2 separate regions of the Homo sapiens genome follow, and region 1 is linked to region 2. Evidence: read pairs that join two places in POLR2A ChIA-PET (ENCODE). Cell type or tissue: GM12878. All regions are shown on one strand. Each heading gives the region's core, and the rest is flanking DNA. Links, peaks and the distances in the headings are about the cores only. Region 1 overlaps SLC23A2 (solute carrier family 23 member 2). Region 2 overlaps SLC23A2 (solute carrier family 23 member 2).

Evidence for each region. ChIA-PET counts read pairs that join two places held together with the same protein. Peaks named below come from ENCODE experiments on the same cell type or tissue, not always from the same donor. Only the 100,000 strongest peaks of a DNase experiment are listed, where the experiment ranks them.
Region 1: POLR2A ChIA-PET joins it to region 2 with 5 read pairs; 2 of 35 experiments call an interaction of 5 or more read pairs at or near these places.

The regions. Positions count from the first base shown.
Region 1 is chr20:4,874,979-4,886,907 of GRCh38, forward strand. It overlaps SLC23A2 (solute carrier family 23 member 2), which reads right to left. Exons shown (of 17, transcript NM_005116.6): 7 at 10,843-10,931; 8 at 9,775-9,845; 9 at 8,664-8,845. Among named protein-coding and RNA genes, the nearest start is that of RASSF2, 57 kb to the left of the region's middle. RefSeq lists an enhancer at 737-886. In GM12878, for the core only: no CTCF peak of the experiment used is centred there; no DNase peak of the experiment used is centred there.
Region 2 is chr20:4,968,527-4,980,455 of GRCh38, forward strand. It overlaps SLC23A2 (solute carrier family 23 member 2), which reads right to left. Exons shown (of 17, transcript NM_005116.6): 2 at 2,267-2,393. Among named protein-coding and RNA genes, the nearest start is that of SLC23A2, 27 kb to the right of the region's middle. RefSeq lists enhancers at 4,596-5,795, 5,051-5,360 and a silencer at 4,783-4,983. In GM12878, for the core only: no CTCF peak of the experiment used is centred there; DNase peaks (open chromatin) are centred at 4,763 and 5,215; H3K4me3 peaks cover 1,598 bases; H3K27ac peaks cover 2,023 bases.

The sequences.
Region 1 (11,929 bases), core at 2,372-10,371, 93 kb before region 2:
ATAAGAAAACCCAAAGAATGTACACATTGATGGGAAACGCTTACTCTATGTAAAGGGAAAGGATGCCAGATACAACATAAACTGTAAGATTATAACTATGAATTAACTACAAAGCAAACCAAGAAACTACTGCACGTACACACAAACAGGTAAGAAGGACATGATCCAAAATTCTCCCAGGGATTCGCTTTGAGTAGTTACATGATTTGCAACTGGTTTTCCCACTTTTCTGTATTTTCCAATCTACTTACAGCACGCATAAATTACTTTTAAAAGAGCAAAAAGTAAGCTTCACTGCTCAAGAAAAGTAGATACAGTAGAATTCAGTATTAATAACATTCCTGGGAGGCTTCTGTGTGCCAGACATTACACTAATGTCTTCCTGTGCAGCATCTCAACCTTACGGGGTGGCTTCTAAGATGGTCTCCTTTTCACAGAGACAAAGCCAGAGGTCCAAGATCACACGGCTAGGGTTGTAGCACTGGGGACCAGGAATCTAGCTCTATGGCTTGAACTGAACTCTTTCCTTTTGCCACCCTGGTCACAGGGCAAGGAGGCTGGGCTGCGTAAGTCCCTCTCCTTGAGCCTCACGGTCCTGACTGAACTGCACTAAGTGCTATGGGAGGCAGGTGCTGACCCCTCCACGGCAGGACCATGGCACTTCCTGACACACCAGTCCATGACATCGGTCTGGTGTCCCACGGGGCTGGCAGGTGTGGGGCCACTTCCCATCCCCCAGGTGGATTTTTACTCATCACCGAAACAAAACTCGTGCCCAACAATGCGTCTAAGCCTCCACGCGGTCTCGCTCTTTCACTTACAACCTGAGGTAGAGCTGGCAGGAAGAGTAGGTTCTCAGTCAAAGCTAAGCTTAATTGTTCCTGGGCACAGTTCCAATTGTTGAGATGGAATCATTAGCCCCATCGACAGCCGGTCAAGTGTGACTCCACTGTCACATTCCTAATGAGGTGTGGATGGCAGCCCGGCTGGAGAACATGCGTGTGTTGCTCCACGGGTCTCCCTGCCTACTCAGGCGCTTCGGTGAACTGGTGATCCATCAGGGGTCTCTGCCAGTACCAGTTCAAGGTCGAAAACACACACAGTGCCCACGTTATTTCAATTCCTCTGGGATAGTGAAGTTTAACAAAAAACAATATGGTAACAAGGGATACTAAAACTGGAATATTTTAAACTTAGACCTACATGCAATTTTCATGTCTGGAAAAAATAAATGCTACTTATTTGTTTCAGAGTGAATATTAGGAGATCCAAAGATGCCCCAGGCCTGCTAGTTTTGTCATCATTATTTCAGGCAACACACCTGCACATTTAAGAGGGGACTGAGACCACACAGAATTTGAGGAGGGACACCCAGATCTTAGGCCCAAATCTGGCAACTCAAATTTAGAAAGCAGATTAGGTAGCAGATGAACATGACTGTTTCTTTCTGCTCTAAAACCTCTCTACTTCGAGTTTATTTTTATTCTCAAATACACCTGGGGGCAGGCACCCTGTGACAGAGAGGCAGCAGCTTAGAGGTGCAGACCCGCCCATGTCCACACATCTTAACTGAGCAAAGGGATGAAGCGTTCTAGCCCCAGCTCTCAGGATGGGCTGCTGTCTACTCCACTGGGTGCTTCCCACCTCATGTTTACCTTTGCTAACTTTTACTTTAAAATGTTACGCAAGTAATACATACTAAATTGTACAAAAAATTTAAAAGACAGATAAGCAGAAAGAAAAAGATAAAACCCTGAAGATCATCCATAATCCCCCTTGAGTGATAAAACCATGTAATATCGTGGTCTATCTGTTCTGAACAGTTTTCACTCCCTGGATATTTGCTGGGTGCTGGAGGAAGACAGATTGTCATCTTCCTTGTCCCCAGACATGAACAGGTTATTATCTAAGCCAAACTGGAATCATGCTTTACGCAGCTTCCTGACCTGCCTCAGTATCTATTTGCTTTTCCGCCTCATCAGACAGAGATTTGCAGCAGCACCTTAGTGACTGCTTAGCATTCTGTTTTATGGACATACCAGGGGACGGGGGAGGGATAGCATTAGGAGATATACCTAATGTAAATGACGAGTTAATGGGTGCAGCACACCAACATGGCACATGTATACATATGTAACAAACCTGCATGTTGTGCACATGTACCCTAGAACTTAAAGTATAATAAAATATAAATAAATAAATAAATAAATAAAAATTCCCATACTGTATGACATCAGAAGCAACATAAACAGCTTTAATTGAAAAACTGTATCATCATTGCTTCTAATACTCAGTCTTTTCACGTTGAGGTATATATTTCAGCATTTTTTTTGGTAGCAGCAAAAATTTAAGCTACATGCATGAGCATCAGCTGAGAAATGGCTGAATACATTATAGACTACATTACTAAACACTGTGCAGCTTTAGAAAGAAAGAGATCATCTAAACATGCTGTCTCAGAGAAGTAAACCCAACAAATTATTGGGGTAAAAATGAATAAAATTATGTATATATACTAGTTTGTACTTATTTGCATAAAAATATAAAAATATGTAAGGATAAAAACAAAATTTTTTACTAGTTAACAATCATGAGATTTTTTTGAGAGATGGAGTAGGAGGGGACTATTATTTTGCTTTAGATTTCTGAGCTTAATTACTGTTAAATTTCAAATACCTAGAATTTAACTGAATTGGAGGGAGCTGAAAAACAGTGGGATATAGATAAAAGTATACTGTTTTGGAGTGCCTGGTATTGACACATGGGGGTTCATTAAACTATTCTCTTCACTTCTGAATAGGTTTGAAATTTTCCATAAGAAAAGTCAATAAAAAAATAAGTTTTAAAATGTAGGTCCTACCAAGGACGTATGCACTGTGCCAGAAAGAGCAGTCACTGACCGGCCGCACTAACCTTCCCTGAGACTCCGTCTCTAAACTCCATCTCCATCAGAGTGACTTAGTTTGTACAACCTCATTCACTCTCAATTCCAACAGAATCATGTAGATAATACACATTTTAATAAATTGGGAGGATAAACCTTTTTCACACTTTAATGAGCTAGGTGTAGTCCCTTTTTTGCCAAATGGCTACTCCTATCACACCCTTCATCTATTACTCCACTGGGATTCTCTCACTTTTAAATTAACCAGTAGAACTCTTTACGAGTTAGGGATGTTAGCCTTTCTTGTGACATTTTTATGAGTATTTTCCCAGCTTTTTTTTTGAGACAGAGTCTCATTCTGTCGCCCAGACTGGAGTGCAGTGGTGCAATCTCAGCTCATTGCAACCTCCACCTCGTGGGTTCAAGTGATTCATGTGCCTCAGCTTCCTGAGTAGCTGAGATTACAGGTGCCCGCCACTACACCCAGCTAATTTTGTATTTTTAATAGGGATGGAGTTTCACCATGTTGGCCAGGCTGGTTGAGAACTCCTGAGCTCAAGTGATCTGCCCACCTTGGCCTCCTAAAGTGCTGAGATTACAGGTGTGAGCTGCCACGACAGATTTGTTTTTAATTCAGTGGTTTCTGACGTTTTAAATGTGTCAATAGTAAAATCTATCTTTCTCTTTCTCTTTTCAATATCTGCTTTAAGAAAGATCTCCCCTCCCTTAGGATTAAAAACTTATTTAGGTTTTCTTCTAGCACTTTTATGGTTATTTTGTATATTTAAGTCTTTAATTCAACTGAAATACAATTTGATATAAATTAGGAGTCTAACTTTTTCCCAAAAATAATTAGTTTTTCCTACATAATTTGTCCATTCCCCACTGGTTTCAAATATGACTGCCATCTATACTAAATATTTATTTTTCTTTGATTCTGTTTCTGTTCTTCTTACTCTGCTCTGCCAATGTCTACCCCTGTCCCAGGACCACAGTATTATTTATGAAGTTGTGGAATGTATTTAATTCCTCTACAGGCAAGTCACCATCCCCTCTCCTCTCTGATCTTTTTGGTATGGGTCCACATTATTTTACTTTCTTGTTTTATAAATTGACTAGCACATCTAGAATAACTTTAAATGATACCCGTGATAATAAACAAGCTTATTTAAGTTCCTGACTTCAAAAGGCAGGACTGATTTGAGTCTTTCATCATTCAAGTAGGAGGCATGTTTATCTTACGCATAAAGATCCTTCTATACAGCCAGGCACGGTGGCTCACGCCTGTAATCCCAGCACTTTGGGAGGCTGAGGTGGGTGGATCACCTGAGGTCAGGAGTTTGAGACCAGTCTGGCCAACATGGTGAAACCCTGTCTCTACTAAAAATACAAAAAAATTAGTCGGGAGTGGTGGCGGATGCCTGTAATCCCAGCGACTTGGGAGGCTGAGGCAGGAGCATTGCTGGCAGCCGGGAGGTGGTGGTTGCAGTAAGCGAGATTGCCCCACTGCACTCCAGCCTGGGCAACCAGAGTAAAACTCTGTCTCAAAAAAAAAAAAAAAAAAAAAAAAATCCTCCTATTCTCACATTGCTAAGTTTGCAACAAGGATGTAGGTTGAATTTTAAAAATAAAATTCAGGGGAAGGGACTATTACCATAGTTTTATCAATAAGACCTTATTAATAAAATCTACCCTGTAGTCCCAGGTACTCTTGGGAGGCTGACGAATGAGAATCGCCTGAACTCAGGAGTCAGAGGCCACAGTGAGCTGAGATTGTGCCACTGCACTCCAGCCTGGGTGATGGAGCGGGATCCTGTCTCAAAATTTAACAAATAAAAAAAAACCTACCATGGAGCCATGATCGATTTCAACACATTTTCTAATATTTGATCATCTGTGAATTCTTGAAATGACGCATTATGCCTTGTTCTTTCATTGTGTTATCTGTAGCAGCATCTTCCCAAACAACATTCTAAGGAATAGTCTGTCAAGATATGCTTATAGATGTGTGACATTTAAAAAACAAATTAAGGGTGGACAGGGCTGGATACTAAGGCCCTTTTCTGAAGGTGAATAGAGTCTTTTGCGCATTTGCATTTTGAAAGATTGGAAGGAGTCTTACAGTAGAGAATGATGCTGAACTTTAGCACGCTACCTGAAGACATTTGAACTCAGGGCTCGTTGCTTAGAATGTGCCGCAATACATCCATCAGCTCAGGATTTGTTTGTTTTTTAACACAACCCCAGGAAAGAAAACAATGGTCCATGGTTCTCCTTTTGTATTAGTTCAGTCAGAATTTGCCGCTAAGATTGGCTGGGGAGTTTCCCTCCTTTCACAGAGCTCTGGAACAGTTTGCAAGTTAGTGCATATAGTCTCTGTTCCTTGAAGACTGAATGCACTCATTGTCTAACCATCTGGGCCCAGGGCTTCTTTTAGGAATCAGAGTCCTTCAGCAACTATCTCGGCTGCTCTTGTGGTCATGGGTTTACCGGGCTTCCTGAGCCTTCCTTTATTAGTTCACAACCTGCTCACTGAGCACCAGCTCAGCCACGGGAGGGGCAGGTGCTGGGGGTGCAGAGGTGACCCACCCAGAGCGTAGGCCCTGCTCTCACAGAGCTGACAGCCCAAGGATACAGAAGAGCTCTTGGAAACTGAAAAAACACCAGAGCATAAATGACAATCTTGGCAGAAGGAATAAGAGATAAAGCAAAGGAGAATTCTCACGAATAGAGAAAAAAGACAAAGAGATAGAAAACAGGAGAGGAAACAGGAAGAGTCCAGGAGGCTTCAGGAAGAGGTTCCAGAAAGAGACAAGTAAGGGTGGAGTGGAGGAAGGCATCTAGATAATTCAAGATCATGTCCCACCTCTGCATGCCTGGGTGCTCAGAGCAAAGGGGCTCCAGGTATCCAGGCCAAGAGACGCAAGCAGACCCACCGAGGGCAGCACGTGAGGCTCCAGACATTGGAACAGTAAGAAAACCCCAAAGCTTCCAGAATTCTAGCTTGTGTCTAACTGATGTTTCAAAAGGAGGGGAGAGAGGAGGACCCCTGGGAGACATGAGGGAGAAGCTGGGGACAGTGAGGAATCAATGGCCAAGGGCGAGCAAGGCTCGCAGAGGGTGGCGGCAGTGAAGGCCTGCAAAAGAGAACGGGTTCAGAATTTGTTCCGGAGGAGGAAGGGCAGGATGGGCTGTGTGGGGGATGAGGCGAAAGGAAGACTGAAGAACAGATAGACATTTCTGGCTGAAGCAACTAGGGGCACGGTTGTGCCATTCACCGAAAGGAGGAAAGCAGAAGAAACTGGTTTCAGGGGCAGGAAAGGAATCAAAAGTCTGGGGCTTTTTCATTTACAGATGGAGATGTCTTGTGTAACAGTAAGTGGAGGGGCAAAATAGGGGCTGGATCTGTAAGTATCGAGTTTACAGGTCTGAACTACAGGTTTCCATGGAACTATCCACCATCAAAGAAATGCGATTTCCTTGGGGGAAGTGCATGGAGAGAAGGGGGCCAGGATCAAGTGTGGAGGCACCCCCATACTTAGAGATAAGAGTGAGGAGGAGTCAATTTTGGTTACTTAAGTTTTCTGAAAACCACTATTTTCTTACTTTTTGTTTTAATTTGGGGGGAGGTAACAGTTTTGCTCCCTCTGACGGGATCTGTGGCAGATCTATGTGCACAGGCTTCCTCTTATCCTGCTTAGCTTTGCCAGAAGTTTGTCTACATTGGGTTTTGTTTCCCCCTCAAGAGATCAGCTTTTAGATTTACCACTTCTATTTGTGTCACATTTTCTGTATCTTTATTAATTCGTTCCCCCTGCTTTTACTAGGTTCATTTTTTTGTCCTGTTTTCTTAGTTACTGAAATTCTTCATGTGCTGTATCTGCTTTAAAGGTTGTGAATTTTCTTGAGAACACCTCTGGCTACTAAGTGTGACTGGTGCTGTTCTTGCCATCATTTCCTAAACTATCAGTAATTAATTGCAAAGTTTCAATTTCCTCTCTGAGAGTGATTTTTAACACTTTTTTTTTTAAGCTTGTAAGTGCTTTGTGGGTTTTGTTCATCCTTTTGTTACTGGTTTCAAATTTTACTGTACTATACCTACAATTTATCCATTTTGGCATTAATTACATTTCGCTGAAAGACTATTCTCACATGCCATCTTCCCATCTCTGCTGGTGTGAAGAATGTTTTGACCAACCTTTGGTGAAATGAGAATAGTAAGAACAATTTTGGGCTGGGCACGGTGGCTCATGCCTGTAATCCCAGCATTTCGGGAGGCCAAGGTGGGCAGATCACCTGAAGTCAGGAGTTTGAGACCAGCCTGGCCAACATGGTGAAACCGTCTCTACTAAAAATACAAAAACTAGCCGGGTGTGGTGGTGGGTGCTTGTAATCCCAGCTACTCGGGAGGCTGAGGCAGGAGAATTGCTTAAACTCGGGAGGTGGAGGTTGCAGTGAGCCAAGATCGCACCACTGCACTCCAGCCTGGGCAACAGAGCGAGACTCCATTGCAAAAAAAGAACAATTTTGGGAAAGCATGATGATGGGTATTCATGCTCATGTGTGAGATGTGTCTCCTTCAAACCTTGTTTAAAGAAAAAAAAAAACTTGATATTTTCACACACCTTAATTTAATTTGTAAAGTGTAGATAACAATTCTGCTATGGTTCCCTTTTATTTGTACGTCATGTTCTAATACACAGAACAGGATTGAGTATGATGGGTTCGGGCCCATGTCCACCACCTGGGTTTTGAAACCCACGGTGGCCACTTAATTCACTGTATGACTCTGGGCAAATCACATTACGTCGTGGTGCTCAGTGTCCTCTGCTGTTAAATGGGATAACACTAGGATGTGCCTTATCTGATACTATATACAAGTGTTATATAAAGGACTGATGCATAGTAAAAGATCAATAAATACCACCTGTTATTAAATAACTGCAGACTATTTCACAAAACAGAGCAAATGAAAAATTCTCTTATGTGATGACTTATTTTGTTTTAGGAGTTGTACTGGCTGGTTAAATTCCAGAGTAATGGAACCATATACCTACACATAATCAACTCTTAAACATGCTCTGCAGACACATAGAGAATGTGGGCTCTGTGTTACAAAGAGTTCTGTGACTCTAATCATCAGTAATATTATCAAACTCCCCTGTGACTTCATTAACACAAAATGTTAACTTTACTTAAAGGGCAAGGGACATCTTTAATGGATGTGACATTCTGTACAAAAGGACAGGCACTGACTAGCAGGACCCTGGCAGAAACTATGTCCCTCCCCCAACCACCCACCCGTCAGGAGTGCAGAGCTCAGTGTGGCCTGGGGAGAAGAGTCACATCATCAATGGCAACAGACCTTTCCCACGACTTCTCTGGAAATACTCCAGATTCCTGCCACTCTGGAATATTTTTGAGTCTCATGATATAAAAATTTGGCTTCTCAGTATGTCAACTCATGAACATGAGACTTGGCAAGACCTCAAAAGTCAAAAACAAATGGCGCCACTACCTTACCCCACTACCAAAGCTTAAAAACTTACAATCCACCCTCTTCATATTGCTGCTAAGTCTGTCTTTGTAATACGTCAACTATATGTCACTTCCCAAACTCTGGGTCAAAAACCCTTCAACTATTCCCCAGCACGAAGCAAATAAAGTTGAAACTGTCAGACCATTCTTATTATTGAAAAACATTATCTCCTGAAGTCTGTGTGAATGTTCCTAAAGGCTGCCCCGCAGTGGTGGGATGAGGGGAGATGTTTCCACTTACAGCATGGCAATGCCCCAGTGCTTCCCGGCTCTCTCCCCCGCTGCCTGGAAACCAGAGAGGCCAATTAGGGCCACCGTGGGTGTAATGGTCAAGGGACCGATGTACTTCAGTAGAGCCCCAGGCAGGCCGAGGAGGCCGATGACTACTTCTATCAGTGAGGACATGATGATGGCCCCCTGGATCTGCAACAAGAGATGGCACAGACATGAGAGTGAGCTGCTTGTACACTGCACACTCAGAATGTCACCTACAACCACAACTGATAATTCTGCAAGGCAATAAGTTATTACATCATCTAACTTGGGAGAGATAGCTAGAAAATTCCCCAGGACCCGACAAGAAACTTCAGGGGGCACTAACTGGGGCCTGCATTCATGATGCAGGTGTATTACAGAAATAGGTCCTGGACACACGGCCCACATGCCTTTTTCACTGTTAAACGATGCAGGCAAAAATTTATAATTCCCTTTTAAGAAACACAACATTTAAAGACCAGCCTTAGAGGAACACTGCAGCATAAAGACTCTCAGCTTTAAAGAGTGAGCCCCCCAGGACATCGACAAGACAATGTTGTTGACAGAAATTCTAAAGGGATGTTTTTAGTGTGCAGAATGGCCACATCTGTGCTCATTCTGAACTGATGGTGAATTATCTCACACGTTTTGGAAAATATTAATACACTGTCAGCCGTACTTCATGTCTGCTTCTGTTCAATTGCACTTTGGCAGACAAATATCTTTAGTTCTTTCAATGAACACAGGCAAACACTGAGGCCAGAGCGAACAATTCTGCTATCTGTCGATGATGAGCCTCTGTAGCTCCATCCAGTGAGCCACGAACCTCAGCTAGCTGTGCTGGCGGGTGTGAGTGGACAGGTCTGTGGGTGTGCAGGAGGGAGGAAACCATTCCTTAAGGTTGCCCAGAGCATTTCCATATGCTTTATTTTAGAGTATTGCTTAACTACATTTACTTAAACAAGAGAAATAAACTATCAGTAATTGAAAAAGAAAAGAAGGGCTCAGTAAAAGTAACTGCTATTTCTTGGGTCAACCAACATTGAAGCTGAGAAGAAACATGAAGAAGCCAAAAGCAGACAACGCTTGTCTTTTACCTCTCGGATCCGGGGATACCAGATGTGTTCTGTGTGCAACAGCTCTGCTGTTCCATTGGCAACTGAAACATCTTGAAAACAAAAACAAAGTTTTTCTTGGAGTGACACTGATGTCTCACATGACATATTCATTTTACCTTTTAAGAAGAATTTTCTCCCTGTTTTTATTACATCTGTTTCAATCCCCATCCCTAAAATTCAACCTCCAACAGTATAGCTTATCTCACTGAAAGGTGGATCCTCAAATGCTAATTTAACCAAATGAATTCATCGACTAAGAGCTCCCCAAATTGTCAAAAGCTAACTGAAGTGGTGATACACGTTACTAGCACCAGCCTCACACAAAAAAACCAACCTTTGCACACAGCTCATTGAAATGCCCGACAGCAAGGTTGCTGGACTGAGGTTTGAAAAACTTAGATAAAACAGAGGGCCTTTTCCAGTTCCCAGATCAAATCAGTGGTCACAAAGTAACTCCTAGGAGCAAGGAAGGAAATGAAGGCTGGAAAACTTTGCTCCTAGAAGGTCAAAATGTAATTGTATTTTTGAGAGTACAGGTCTGACTCTAATTTTCTTAAATTCCCTATCTTTTCCTGACCTTATCGGGTTCCTTAAGGATCTTTGCAATCACTAAAGAAGGGGAATGAAAGTCATTTGCAGCAAACCACAGTAGCCAGATCCTTAAAAAGCAAAGATGTTTCAGAGAAGGGATGCTGACGCAGCAAAGAGAGTGATTACTGGTGGGTCATAAAATCCACTGAAAGAGAGAGGCAGAAAAATAGCACAAATATTTTTCTATTCCGTTCCCATATTTGTCAATTTCATTAACATAGAGAAATGAGGTCAATTCTGATCCTTTCTTGCTCTAGGGTTAGGGATGAACAAGTGGACAGAAAGAGAGAGACAGACACGATCCACAGATGGAGCATTCTAAGCTGTTTGTGGGTTTGTGTGCTTTGTCCCTAATTCTTGAAAGGATTTAGCGCTGCTGAGGGCAGCACGTCCAGGCCTCCCTTTACACCTGCATTAAAGGACCCCAATGACATATGTGGAAATAACTGCAATTACCTGTGGTGTTACATTTCCATTTATCTAAAGACAGGATGGCTCGAGCAGGGGCCAAAAATGCAAAAGCACTGGCCTGAAACAGGGGTAACCTAAAAGAAACGAGACCAAAACCATGATCACGGCATCGGGAACTACCGAGGTAGTTCACTATTTGACAGCTTAACAGTCTTTTCCATAGACATACAGCACATGAGTAAATGCAGGCACACCTAGAAGAAAAAGCCCCAGTTTGCAAAGGTTTCCTGTGCCATGCAGCCACAGCCAGTGGCTTCTTCATCCTCCCCATTGCCACTCTCCTCCCACCCAGGCAGCTCCAGGGTGGGCCCCGTGGTCAGTGCCAACACCCCAACACCGGCCCCTGCCATCACCACCTTTCCTCTTGCAGGCGGGAGACTGCGGGCATTTGAGGTTCCCTCTTTCCTGCTGAGCTTATAAACTCCTTTTTAAACATCAGTGTATTTCTGCTTTTTTACCTCCCTCCTCCTCCCTTTAAAATTCTTATTGGTTATCACAGGAACAAATTTCCCTCCGTTGTTTCATTTTGTAAATCAAAAACTGCCCTAATCACCGATTACAGATAAATCATAATAGTGATCTAGATCTACAGAGCTGTAAGTTACAACGTGACAGCAGATAAAATAAATATTCTGCTTAATCATAAAAATACTTAAAGACATTCTAATATATTTTAAAGGGCCCAGAAAACTTGCAGAATCTCCATTAAATTTGCTGCCCACATCCTCAAACTAAATGCAGAGATCCTCAAATGACATGATTTGATTATATTTTAGATACTTCATATTGACTTCATGAACACTTTAGCTATTCAAAAAGACTACCATTTTTTAATGGAAATGTACAGCATTTCAGCTAAGTCACATTAAAGTGACTTTATGGGTTAGCATGAGAACTTAATCACTATTTTTAATATAATTTTGAGGGTAAAATATTAAACTGACTCCTCCTGTTTGCAGGGCTGGGAACTCTCACACATCCAAATCCTGAAATGCCCCAGAGAGCCTAGTCAGTGGCCTGGCCAGCGAGACAGGGACCCAGCATCCTTCCCTTTGAGCTGTCTGGCAGCAAG
Region 2 (11,929 bases), core at 1,757-9,756:
TCCAAGGAAAATGACCTTGGCAACTGCAATGGTGAAAATGCCAATGAGAAAAATGGATGAACTAAGGGAGTGATTTCAAAGAAAGACCTGGTATTAAAGGTGACCTCTAAGAAAAGAGCCAGGTGTCCTCTTCCTTCAGAACTAAGAAAACAGGCTTGACAAGGTAAATCATTAAAAAGGTCAGGATGTGTATTTTTCTTTTTTTTTTTTGAGACGACGTCTGTCTCTGTCACCCAGGCTGGAGCACGATGGCATGATCTCGGCTCACTGCAACCTCAGCCTCCTGAGGTCATGCAATTCTCCTGCCTCAGCCTCCAGAGTAGCTAGCAATACAGGTGTGCGCCACCATGCCTGGCTAATTTTTGTATTTTTAGTAGAGACGGGGTTTCACCAGCCATGTTGGCCAGGCTGGTCTCGAACTCCTGACCTCATGATCCACCCACCTTGGCCTCCCAAAGTGCTGGGATTACAGGTGTGAGCCACTGTGCCCGGCCTTGTTTTGTTTTTAGTAGTAAGTAGAGACTTCTTTATTAGAAGTGTTTTTTGGTTTTTTTTGTTGTTGTCATTGTTTTGTTTTGAGACAGAGTTTCCCTCTTGTTACCCAGGCTGGAGTACAATGGCACAATCTCGGCTCACTGCAACCTCCTGCCTCCCAGGTTCAAGCGATTCTCCTACCTCAGCCTCCCGAATAGCTGGGATTACAGGTATGCGCCACCATGCCTGGCTAATTTTTTGTACTTTTAATAGAGACAGGGTTTCTCCATGTTGTACAGGCTGGTCTTGAACTCCGGACCTCAGGTGATCCGCCCGCCTCAGCTTCCCAAAGTGCTGGGATTCCAGGCATGAGCCACTACACCCAGCCTTTATTAGAAGTCTTAAAATTTTTTTAAAAGGAGTGATCCCCTCTAAGTATTTGTAAAAGCTCTTATAAGTGTACACAGAAAGTAAATTTTACTGCACATAAAATTTTTTTAAAACAACACTGACATAACATTTTACATCCACCATACTGAATAAATTTAGTTTTAACAAGTCAATGTATCTGACAGCATCCTTTTTTTTTTTTTTTTTTTCTTGAGGCAGGGTCTCACTCTGCCACCCAGGCTAGAGTGCGCTGGCACAATCAGAGCTCACTAAATCCTTGAACTCCTGGGCTCAAGTGATCCTCCTGTTTCAGTCTCCAGAGTAGCTGGGACTATAGGCGTGCACCACCACATCCAGAAGCAGAGTATCTGAGAGAATGTATCGGCAGATGTGAAACACTTGCGGCTTTTCTGAAGGATAATTTACCTATACATGTATCAAATTTTAAAAGGTCATGCACTGTGCCCATCACTACTACTGCTAAGATGTTTTCCCCAAGAAGAAATTTGATTGCAGTATTGCTTATAATAGCAAAAAATTAAAAATAATCAAAATGTTCATCAAGCTTTGGGGATAAGGGAAACAACAGAAGGAGGAAAAAAAGAATGCTCCTGAGTAATGTACATGTGGTTAGTCTCATTAATTAAACTGCAGAGAATGCTTGAAAAGGGGTGAGGAAACAATTCTTAAATCTCTTTCCACTCCAGGTTCCTCACGTATAAACCTCACGGAGGGCCAAGAGCAGGAGGTACTCAACAAATTTTTGCTGATAATAAAGTCAAAAGCATGAAAGAAAACTGAAAATATTTACCTCCTACTTTGTAATTAATATAAGTGGCAAGACTGTGCCTGTTTATTTTCTAGTTTAATCTACTTGCGTGGAATTTGGCCTAAAGAAGTCTATTACCTTATCATTAGCATTAACCTAACAATTCATTATTCCAAAGGTTGTGCATTTAGACCGTTCTCAACACGTAAAAAACGTACAAAGGTAAGGTCAAGTACAAAAGGGTTCTAATGCTACAGAGCTGCCAGCCCAATTCTACCATGAAGCATAACTAGCCAGGCATGGTGGCTGAAGCCTATAATCCCAGCACTTTGGGAGGTAGAGGCAGGAGGATCGCTTGAGCCCAGGAGTTGGAAACCAGCCTAGATAATATAGTGAGACCCCATCTCTAAGAAAAAAAAATTTAAAAATTAGCCAGGCACCATGGCTCACGTCTGTAGTCCCAGCTACTTGGGAAGCTGAGGTAGAAGGATCACATAAGCCCAGTAGGCCAAGGCTGCCACGAGCTGTGATCGTGCCACTGCACTCCACCCTGGGTGATAGAGCAAGAACCTGTTTCAGAAAAAGTAAGAAAAGGAAAAGGAAACACAACTGGAGATTGTGTTTTACACGCACCTAAGTGATGTGGCGTAGACCTGTCCATATGCTTTCCATTACAATTCGCTGAGTTACATTTGCTTATGCACCAAGGTCCAAGTTCAAAGCCGTATGAGAAGTCCCCGTTAGTGGAGTCAAGACCTAGCTGGAGAAAAGCAAATGGTAAATTAAAAGTAATAACAAACCTAGCAGGAGGTACTCTGCATGAATGGAGTCTATTTTTCACCCAGCCATGCCCAATCCTAGAATTTGCTCTATTACTACTTCATTTTTATGGACTGCCTCCAAGGCCCCAGCCTGTCTCTAGGCAGGGTCACAAACTGCACCCTCAATTCTTTAAAAATCCACTCTCCATTTCTACAAAGTATTTTGAAAGATAGTATTTTAGAACACCTATAAAAAAACTTTTCAGCCAGGCACAGTGGCTCACACCTGTAACCCCAGCACTTTGGTAGGTCAAGGCAGGCAGGTCACTTAAGCCCAGGAGTTCGAGACCAGCCTGAGCAATAGGGTGGTCTCTACAAAACACACACACACACACACACACACACACACACACAAATTAGCCAAGTGTGGTGGTGCACACCTGTGATCCCAGCTACTCAGGAGACTGAGAGGTGGAGAATCACCTGAGCCCAGGAGGTTGAGGTTGCAGTGAGCTGTGCAACCGCACTCCAGCTTGGATGACAGAGTGAGACTCTGTCTCAAAAATAAATAAATAAATAAAAAGCAATTTTGGGCCAGGCACGGTGGTTCACACCTGTAGGGAGGCTGGGATGGGAGGATCACTTGAGGCCAGGAGTTCAAGACCAGCCTGGGCAACATAGTGAAACCTTGTCTCTACAAAAAAAAAAAAAAAAAAATTATCTCGTCGTGGTGGCACACACCTGTAGTCACAGCTACTCAGGAGGCTGAGGCAGGAGGATTCCTTGAGCCCAGGAGGTCAAGGCTGCAGTGAGCCATGACTGTGCCACTGCAGTCCTACTTGGGCAACAGAGCAACACGCCATCTCAAAACAAAAGCAAAAAAAGTGATTTGCACTCAGTTGGGATTTCTCCATTGATAACTTTTAAACTCCATATTCCCTAGCACAGGGTCTTTGATTTAAAAAAAATAAATAAATAAGTCACTTTCTGTTAAAGCCTCTTAAAAATGTACTAGCACACGGGGAGGGTGCTTCTCAAAAAGCCGGTCACATTCTGTTTCTCAAACTGGGATATGAGCAGGTACACAGATGTTTCTTTTACTATTTATTAAACGGCTATGTTTTATCCACTCTTGTACCTATGCATATGTTCCACAATAAAGGGAACCCAGAGCCTGACTCAGTGGCTGTCTTGGGAACAGCCATCCCAGCCCCAGCCATGAGCCTGGCCCTCCCTTGTGAAGAAAAACGTGCAAGGCAACCAACAGTTTAGCCAGATTTTCACTGGAAAATCCTTATGTTGAGACATCAACTTTTACCATTTGTTCTTGGGCAAGTTAGCATCAACAATCGCCAACGGCCCCAAGTTAAATAGCACACAAATGCCATCAGACTGGTACCAGTCCAGCCTTCAAGGAACCATTAATGAGTCTTTTTTTTTTTTTTAATTTTGGAAACTAAACACTGGTCTTGTGCTATTTGGGAAAAAATACTCACTTTAAATTATTAGAACGTGAATGAAGAAATTGATGTCTTTCCCTTTCTAAAACATTTTGCATGCAAGGAAAAAAAAAGTAGTAATTTATTTCTCAAAATAAAATCTCTACACATAAATCTATCTTAAGCTATGTGGGGGTTTTTGGGGGGTTTTTTGGGGTTTTTTTGTTGTTGTTGTTGTTTTAAATGAGACAGAGTCTCGCTCTATCAGCCAGGCTGGAGTGCCGTGGCGCAATCTTGGCTCACTACAACCTCCACTCCCGGGTTCAAGCGATTCTCTTGCCTCAGCCTCCCGAGCAGCTGGGATTACAGGTGCCCGCCACCATGCCTGGCTAATTTTTTGTATTTTTAGTAGAGACACGGTTTCACCATGCTGGCCAGGCTGGTCTTGAACTCGACCTTAGGTGATCCACCCGCCTCGGCTCCCAAAGTGCTGGGATTACAGGCACAAGCCACTATGCCAAGCCTTAAGCTATGTTTATCAGAAATTTGCAATGTCAGAAGGGAGGCACAAAGGTGACATCCATCAATGTCTAGTCAAGAGGAATAATGAAAAGAACATGAGAAAAGAAAACAAGAGAGACACTTTAAAAGAATGGCTTACTTTCAGTTAAGTTATAATAACAAATACAGTTCCTTGAAAAATACAGGTTGTACAATATGTGTGGTTATGATTTCACTTTTATTAAAAGGATAATTACATAGTATGCATTTGTGTACACAGAACAGGGCTGGCAAGGATACAGATCAAACTGCTTTGAAGTGGTGGGGGGACATAAGAAAAGATCGTGTGACCTTCTCAATTTACTAAACACAAGTCTGACAAGCTAGAATTATTTTTCAACATGTGTATGCTTCTTTTGCAAATCCTTTAAAAAACTATTAATTAAAAACGGCTCCATGAGGGCAAAGTGCAAATTAACAGAATGTCATTTTTAGCTACAAATCATTGGAAAATTCTGAATGGGGAAGCGAAAGTACTATGACTCCTTAAAGACATGTTTTTGGAGAGTATTTTTCTAAGCTGAGTGGCAAGATGGCTGGAAGGACTTAACTACTGCACAGAACAAGTACTGAGACCAAACCACAGAACTGGGTCAGAGGTTTTAATACTGGGAACATGCAAATACATTTTTGAGAAAGGAATCTCTGAGGAAGGAGTTAAGAAGGAATCACGATACAAACAAAAACAAGACTGAGCTATCAGTAAGCAACCTTGAACTTCTGGCAGAGCGCTCCGCTGAATGCCCCTCCCATTCGTGGGTTCCACCGCACTCTGGAAACATGAAAACTGTCCTTTGCACGCAAGGCTACGGGGCTGAGATCAAAGCCTGGGCGCTGCGGCAGGTCAGAGGAAACATCACTTGGGACACACTCATGGCCACATGACTTTCCCCCATCAAGGCCCGCTGAACTCTCAAGAATCTGTTCACAGTGCTTCTGTTGCTTCTTAATTAGGATGTGCAAAAGTACATACTACATGCTGTGGTTTCCAGACACTGACTTCATACAGAAAACATTCAACAAAAAACTGGGGAAGAAATACTACAGAATTGCCATCTGTGTATCTTACTATGTTATTTAACATCTACCACTGACTCAACATCATTTCCTTAAAAAGGGATGTTAACTCTTCAAAAGCAGGAAGGAGAGAATGCCAGGGCCAGTATCATAACAGGCCAGAACCTTTGAACAGCCAAATCATTCTATCAATTCAGTAGATGCCAAAAAGGCTGACAAAACACTTCCTCCTGATTTAAAAAGCAAAAACCAGCCAGGCGCGGTGGTTTATGCCTGTAATCCCAGCACTTTGGGAGGCTGAGGTGGGTGGATCACCTGAGGTCAGGAGTTGGTCAGCCTGACCAACATGGAGAAACTCCATCTCTACTAAAAATACAAAATTAGCCAGGCATGGTGGCGCATGCCTGTAATTCCAGCTACTCGGGAAGGCTGAGGCAGGAGAATCGCTTGAACCCAGGAGGCGGAGGTTGCGGTGAGCCGAGATCGCGCATTGCACTCCAGCCTGGGCAAGAAGAGCGAAACTCCGTCTCAAAAAATAAAAAAAATAATAATAATAAAAATAAATAAAAAGCAAAAACCAAATATCTTCAATGCAAATTAAAAGATACTTCCTGAATATGACAAATATCTTCTGAAAACAAGGGCAAACTCAAACACTACATATTCTTCATGCTTTGGCATTTTGTTTTTTAAGTTTATTTTTAACCTTATACTACCCTTATATCCTTTATCCTTATACTATCATTCCCAATGTTTGTATTTTTTTCAAGGTCTTACAAAAGAGGCACATGTATGCACTTGAAAATCTTGATGAAATGGGCAATTTTGGGGGGAAAGCTATTTTTTCAGTGTTTTTGTTTTTGTTTTTGAGACGGAGTCTCGCTCTGTCACCTAGGCTGGAGTGCAGTAGCGTGATCTCAGCTCACTGCAACCTCCGCCTCCAGGGCTCAAGCGATTCTCCTGCCTCAGCCTCCCGAGTAGCTGGGATTGCAGGGCCCACCACCACACCTGGCTAATTTTTGTATTTTTAGTAGAGATGGGGTTTCATCATGTTGACCAGGCTGGTCTTGAACTCCTGACCTCAAGTGATCCACCCGCCTTGGTCTCCCAAAATGCTGGATTACAGGTGTGAGCCACCGTGCCTGGCCAAAAACTATTTTTTGAAAACCTGAACAAGTAACAATAAATGGAGAAAATTACAAAAGCAAATTACTCTTTTCCAAAAGGTGCTAGGCCCAGACAAATTCTTAGTTATTTCCCAGCCTTCCTCGTAAGAAATGGGAAATGAAAAAGCTTCCCAATTCCTTCTGGGAATGCAGACAAACTGACAAAGCACAACGGAAGAAAACTATGTATTTCTTCATTGGTGCAGCGGTGAGTAAGAAAAAAAGAAAAAGAAAGAATATGACGTTAACCTCACTTGCCATTCCTAGATTGTTTTTTATTACTTATTTATTTTTTGAGACAGAGTTTCACTCTGTTGCCCAGGCTGGAATGCAGTGGTGCCATCTTGGCTCACTGCAAACTCCACATCCCGGGTTCAAGCCATTCTCCTGCCTCAGCCTCCCAAGTAGCTGGGATTACGTGCACGCACCACCACGCCTGGCTAATGTTTGTATTTTTAGTAAAGACAGGGTTTCACCATGCTGGCCAGGCTGGTCTCAAACTCCTGACCTCAAGTGATCCACCTGTCTTGGCCTCCCAAAGTGCTGGGATTACGGGCGTGAGCCACCGTGCCCCGCCTGTTTTTTTTTTTTTAATTTTTGCAAATATGACATGTAAAGAATGACATCTGGTTTTGATCTTGATTTCTTTGATCCATGTGTCTACAGTTCTTTTATGAACTGTAAGTGCCTTTTACCCATTTTTTTCAGTACGTGTTTGGGTTTTTCTGATTCATTTGCAAGAGTTTCTTTCTTTCTTTTTTTTTTTTTGAGACAGAGTCTCGCTCTGTCGCCCAGGCTGGAGTGCAGTGGCGCGATCTCGGCTCACTGCAAGCTCTTCCTCCCGGGTTCACGCCTTTCTCCTGCCTCAGCCTCCCGAGTAGCTGGGATTACGGGCACCTGTCACCAGGCCCGGCTAATTTTTTATATTTTTAGTAGAGACGGGGTTTCACCGTATTAGCCAGGATGGTCTTGATCTCCTGACCTTGTGATCCACCTGCCTCGCCCTCCCAAAGTGCTGGAATTACAGGCATGAGCCACCACGCCCGGCCAAGAGTTTCTTTTTTTTTTCCTACTTTTACTTTGCTTTTTCTTTTTGCAAGAGTTTCTTATAGGTTAAGGATATTAACCCTTTGTCTACTGAAAGCATTTTCCCCAGAAAAAGCAAATGACTGCTTTTTCCATTTTGTTTATACCACTTGAAATAGAGGACATTTTTTAAGTCTCTCTTAAGTCATACTAGTATCTTTTTGCAATTTCTTCTATTACTTTTGTGCTAGAAAGTCCCTCCCCGGCCGGGCACGGTGGCTAACGCCTGTAATCCCAGCACTTTGGAAGGCCAACATGGGCGGATCACCTGAGGTCGGGAGTTCGAGACCAGCCTGGCCAACACGGTGAAACCCCATCACTACTAAAAATACAAAAATTAGCTGGGCGTGGTGGCATGCACCTGTAATCCCAGCTACTCGGGAGGCTGAGGCAAGAGAATTGCTTGAACCCGGAGGCAGAGGCTGCAGTGCGCCGAGATCATGGCATTGCACTCCAGCCTGGGGGACAAGAGCAAGACTTCATCTCAAAAAAAAAAGAGAGTCTGCCGGGCACGGTGACTCATGCCTGTAATCCCAGCACTTTGGGAGGCTGAGGCAGCAGATCATGAGGTCAAGAGATCGAGACTATCCTGGCCAACATGGTGAAACCCTGTCTCTACTAAAAATACAAAAATTAGCCAGGTGTGGTGGTACACGCCCGCCTGTAGTCCCAGCTACTCAGGAGGCTGAGGCAGGAGAATCACTTGAATCAGGGGGGCGGAGGTTGCAGTGAGCCAAGATCACACCACTGCACTTCAGCCTGGGTGGCTGAGAGAAGCTCCATCTCAAAAAAAAAATAACAAAAATGCATATCCAATGAAATCACTGTTCTAGAAAAGTAATTAGATGAATGTAATTGTACATATTTCAGTTGTAGGACAAGTAGAATCCACTATGTAAAGACTGAATGAATAAATTACGATAGCAAAACACTGTATGATAAAATACTACAGGGCCACTCTGCAGTATACTATCATGACACAGGGAAATAGTTATGATCTATTACAAAGTGGGGTGAAAAAAGGCAGAACATCTCTCTCTTTATGAACATGACTTCTTCAGCAAGATAGGCATTCTAGGACACTTACTACAATATTAACTGGATCTTCCCAGGGTTTCAGATGTAGGTGGTGTCCTATTTCTTTTTGTTTTTCTACTTTAACCATTATTAATGAACACGTATTATTATTATTTTTTTTTAATAAAGACAAGCTCTCAAGCTGGGCACCGTGGCTCATGCCTGTACTCCCAGCACTTTGGGAGGCTGAGGTGGGCAGATCACGAGGTCAGGAGTTCGAGACCAGCCTGGCCAACATGGTGAAACCCTCCCATCCCCGACTCTACTAAAAAACTACAAAAATTAGCTGGGCATGGTGGCATGCACCTGTAGTCCCAGCTACTGGGGAGGCTGAGGCAGGAGAATCACCTGAAATGGGGAGGCAGAGGCTGCAGTGAGCTGAGACTGCACCACTGCACTCCAGCCTGGGTGACAGAGCGAGACTCTGTCCCCAAAAAAAAAAAAAAGAAAAGAAAAGAGACGAGATCTCATTATGCTGCTCAGGCTGGTCTCGAACTCCTGAGCTCAAGTGATCCTCCTGCCTCAGCTTCCCTAAGTGCTAGGATTACAGGTATGAGCTACCACACCTGGCCTATTTGTGATTTTTTAAAAGCTCAAAATTCATAAATATATATGCAAGACAAGTCACTAAAAACAGTTTTGCTCAATGCCTAAGTTGTACTTATCATGAAAAAACGAAAGATACTGGTAGTGGCTCACACTGTATAATCTCACTTGAGCCAAGAAGTTCAAGACCAGCCTGGGCAACATAACAAGGGTCTCTACAAAAACAAACAAAAAAATTAAAGACACCTTTCCTAATTTACTCCCGTATTATAAACGGGATAATAAACTCCTGATTCAAGAAAAATAGGGGCTTTGTCCATCCTCCTAATTACATGAAGATCTAAGGAGTAATGCCCCGATTTACATTCCTGGCAAAATGACAAAGTTAAAAAAACACTCCCATGGCAACTATCGGTGCTAATAAGTCAAGCTCAGTTAACACAAATGGTTCTATTTTTCCCTTCATAAACTGTGCCTTTGCGTGTGAACAAGCACTGTTGACCTTCAACTAAGCTGAAAATCCTATTTTATGTCTGTTAACCCCAAAACTTTCTAAACCTCTCCAAAATGTCTAGGAGTGATCACGATTAGATAATAACCAGATTAAAGTAACTAGAGGTCAGAATTGTGAACTCAAAACGAGGACGACCTAGAAATGGCTAAGCCTGGGCAGGCTGCTTCTCCCCAGCACCCTGCTGAAAGACAGTGCTTAATGAAGGGGGTGGAAAGAATGAACAAAAGGGGCTTAGAAATCCTGCAACCTGGCCCCCCATTGGCAATGGAAGACACAGAGGGGAAACAGAGTCTTATCCCCAGTTGGAGGCAGCCCCAGAACCAGAACCCATACTGGTCTCATTTCTCCTAGAGACAGTTAAAGGGATAATGCCAGGATATGCACACAGGGCACATGTAGTACCTATTCTGAGCTGTGCTGAGCCAGATGCTGTGAAGCTACACACATTAAGCTCCCCTCCACAACCTCAAGGAGCCAACAAGACTAGCAAACCCCTAAAACCTAGCTAGGACAAGTGTTTCCAGAGAGCTGGAATACAAACGGATGCCGATTTTTAAACAAGAACCCTATAGGGTAAAATCAGAAAGAGTTATTTAAGGCTATTATCTAAGTATGATGCAAAAGTCTCCAATTTAATACTACTAGAGCAAAACTAAGAAATTAATGCAAAGGACCAGGCACGGTGGCTCACGTCTGTAAGGCTCACGTCTGTAATCCCAGTACTTTGGGAGGCTGAGGCGGGCAGATCACAAGGTCAGGAGTTCGAGACCAGCCTGGCCAACATGGCAAAACCCCATCTCTACTAAAAATACAAAAATTAGCCAAGCGTGGTGGCGTGTGCCTGTAATCCCGGCTACTCAGAAGGCTGAGGCAGGAGAATCGCTTGAACCCGGGAGGCGGAGGTTACAGTGAACCGAGATCACACCACTGCACTCCAGCCTGGGCAACAGGGTGAGACCCCCATCTCAAAAAAAAAGAAAAAGAAAAAAGAAATTAACACAAAAGAGCACCATCAACCCAACAGACATTATGTGTACCCAAAGGGTCTAAACACCAAAAGCGCCCAAACTTAAGGTTCACATTTACTGGGACAATGGGGCCAGCATGGTGGCTCATACCTATAATCCCAACACTTTGGGAAGCCCAGGCAGGAGGATGACTTGAGGCCAAGAGTTCAAGACCAGCCTGGACAACATAGAAAGACCCTGTCTCTACAAAAAAAAATGTCTAAATATATGAAAAAAATATTAAAATATAGAGACAATAATATTGGAAAATCTTCTATTCCAAATTTTACTTTTCTTTTTAATTCAAAGGTGGCAGCTGATTGTTCCAAGCATTATTTTAGCAGACAAGCAAATAAGAAATCTATAAAATACTTTAAACAAAATCATGTTCTGACAGATTTTTATTCATCTTTAAGAAAAATGTTTCCTATGAAACTTTAGAGTTTGAAAAATGAGACTTCTAATTTGAAAATTAAACCAAGAAAAACAATCTGCAAATAACACTTAGTTCTCCAATACATCATAAAATTACCAGGCAAATGGGGAAAATATGTATAACATTTATTAAAGTGTTCACGTCCTTGATATAAAAATACTGTTATAAATCACCAGGAAAGAGAGACAGATACAAGACTGGAAAAACTGGCAAAAAAAACCACAATAAGCCAAACAAAATATAAATGGCCAAAAGAATCATTAAAAAGTACTCAAACTCACTAGGTATCAAAGAAAAGCAAAATAAACATAGTGATTCCATTCTTCACTCAAATTGGCATAAAAAAGAAAAAATGTTTTATTATGGCAATACTTCCCAGTGTGTTAACCTGAATGCAGGAGGTCTCTGGCATGTATGTTAGGTATGTGTTAAAGTCTTAGAAATGCAAATGATATGCCTTCCAACAATTTAGTCTAAAGAAATAATCAGGAAAATGCACTCAGATTTAGGTACAATGCTGTTCACCACTGTATTATGTCCACCACAGCAGAAAATGGCTCATAAGCTAAATACCTAATAGAAGGATTTGTCAAATAAAACATGATGTATTCAGCACAAATGAGCTACAAATAAAGGACTATTTAGTCACATATCTAAGATACATTGCTAAGTAAAAAACAGGCTTA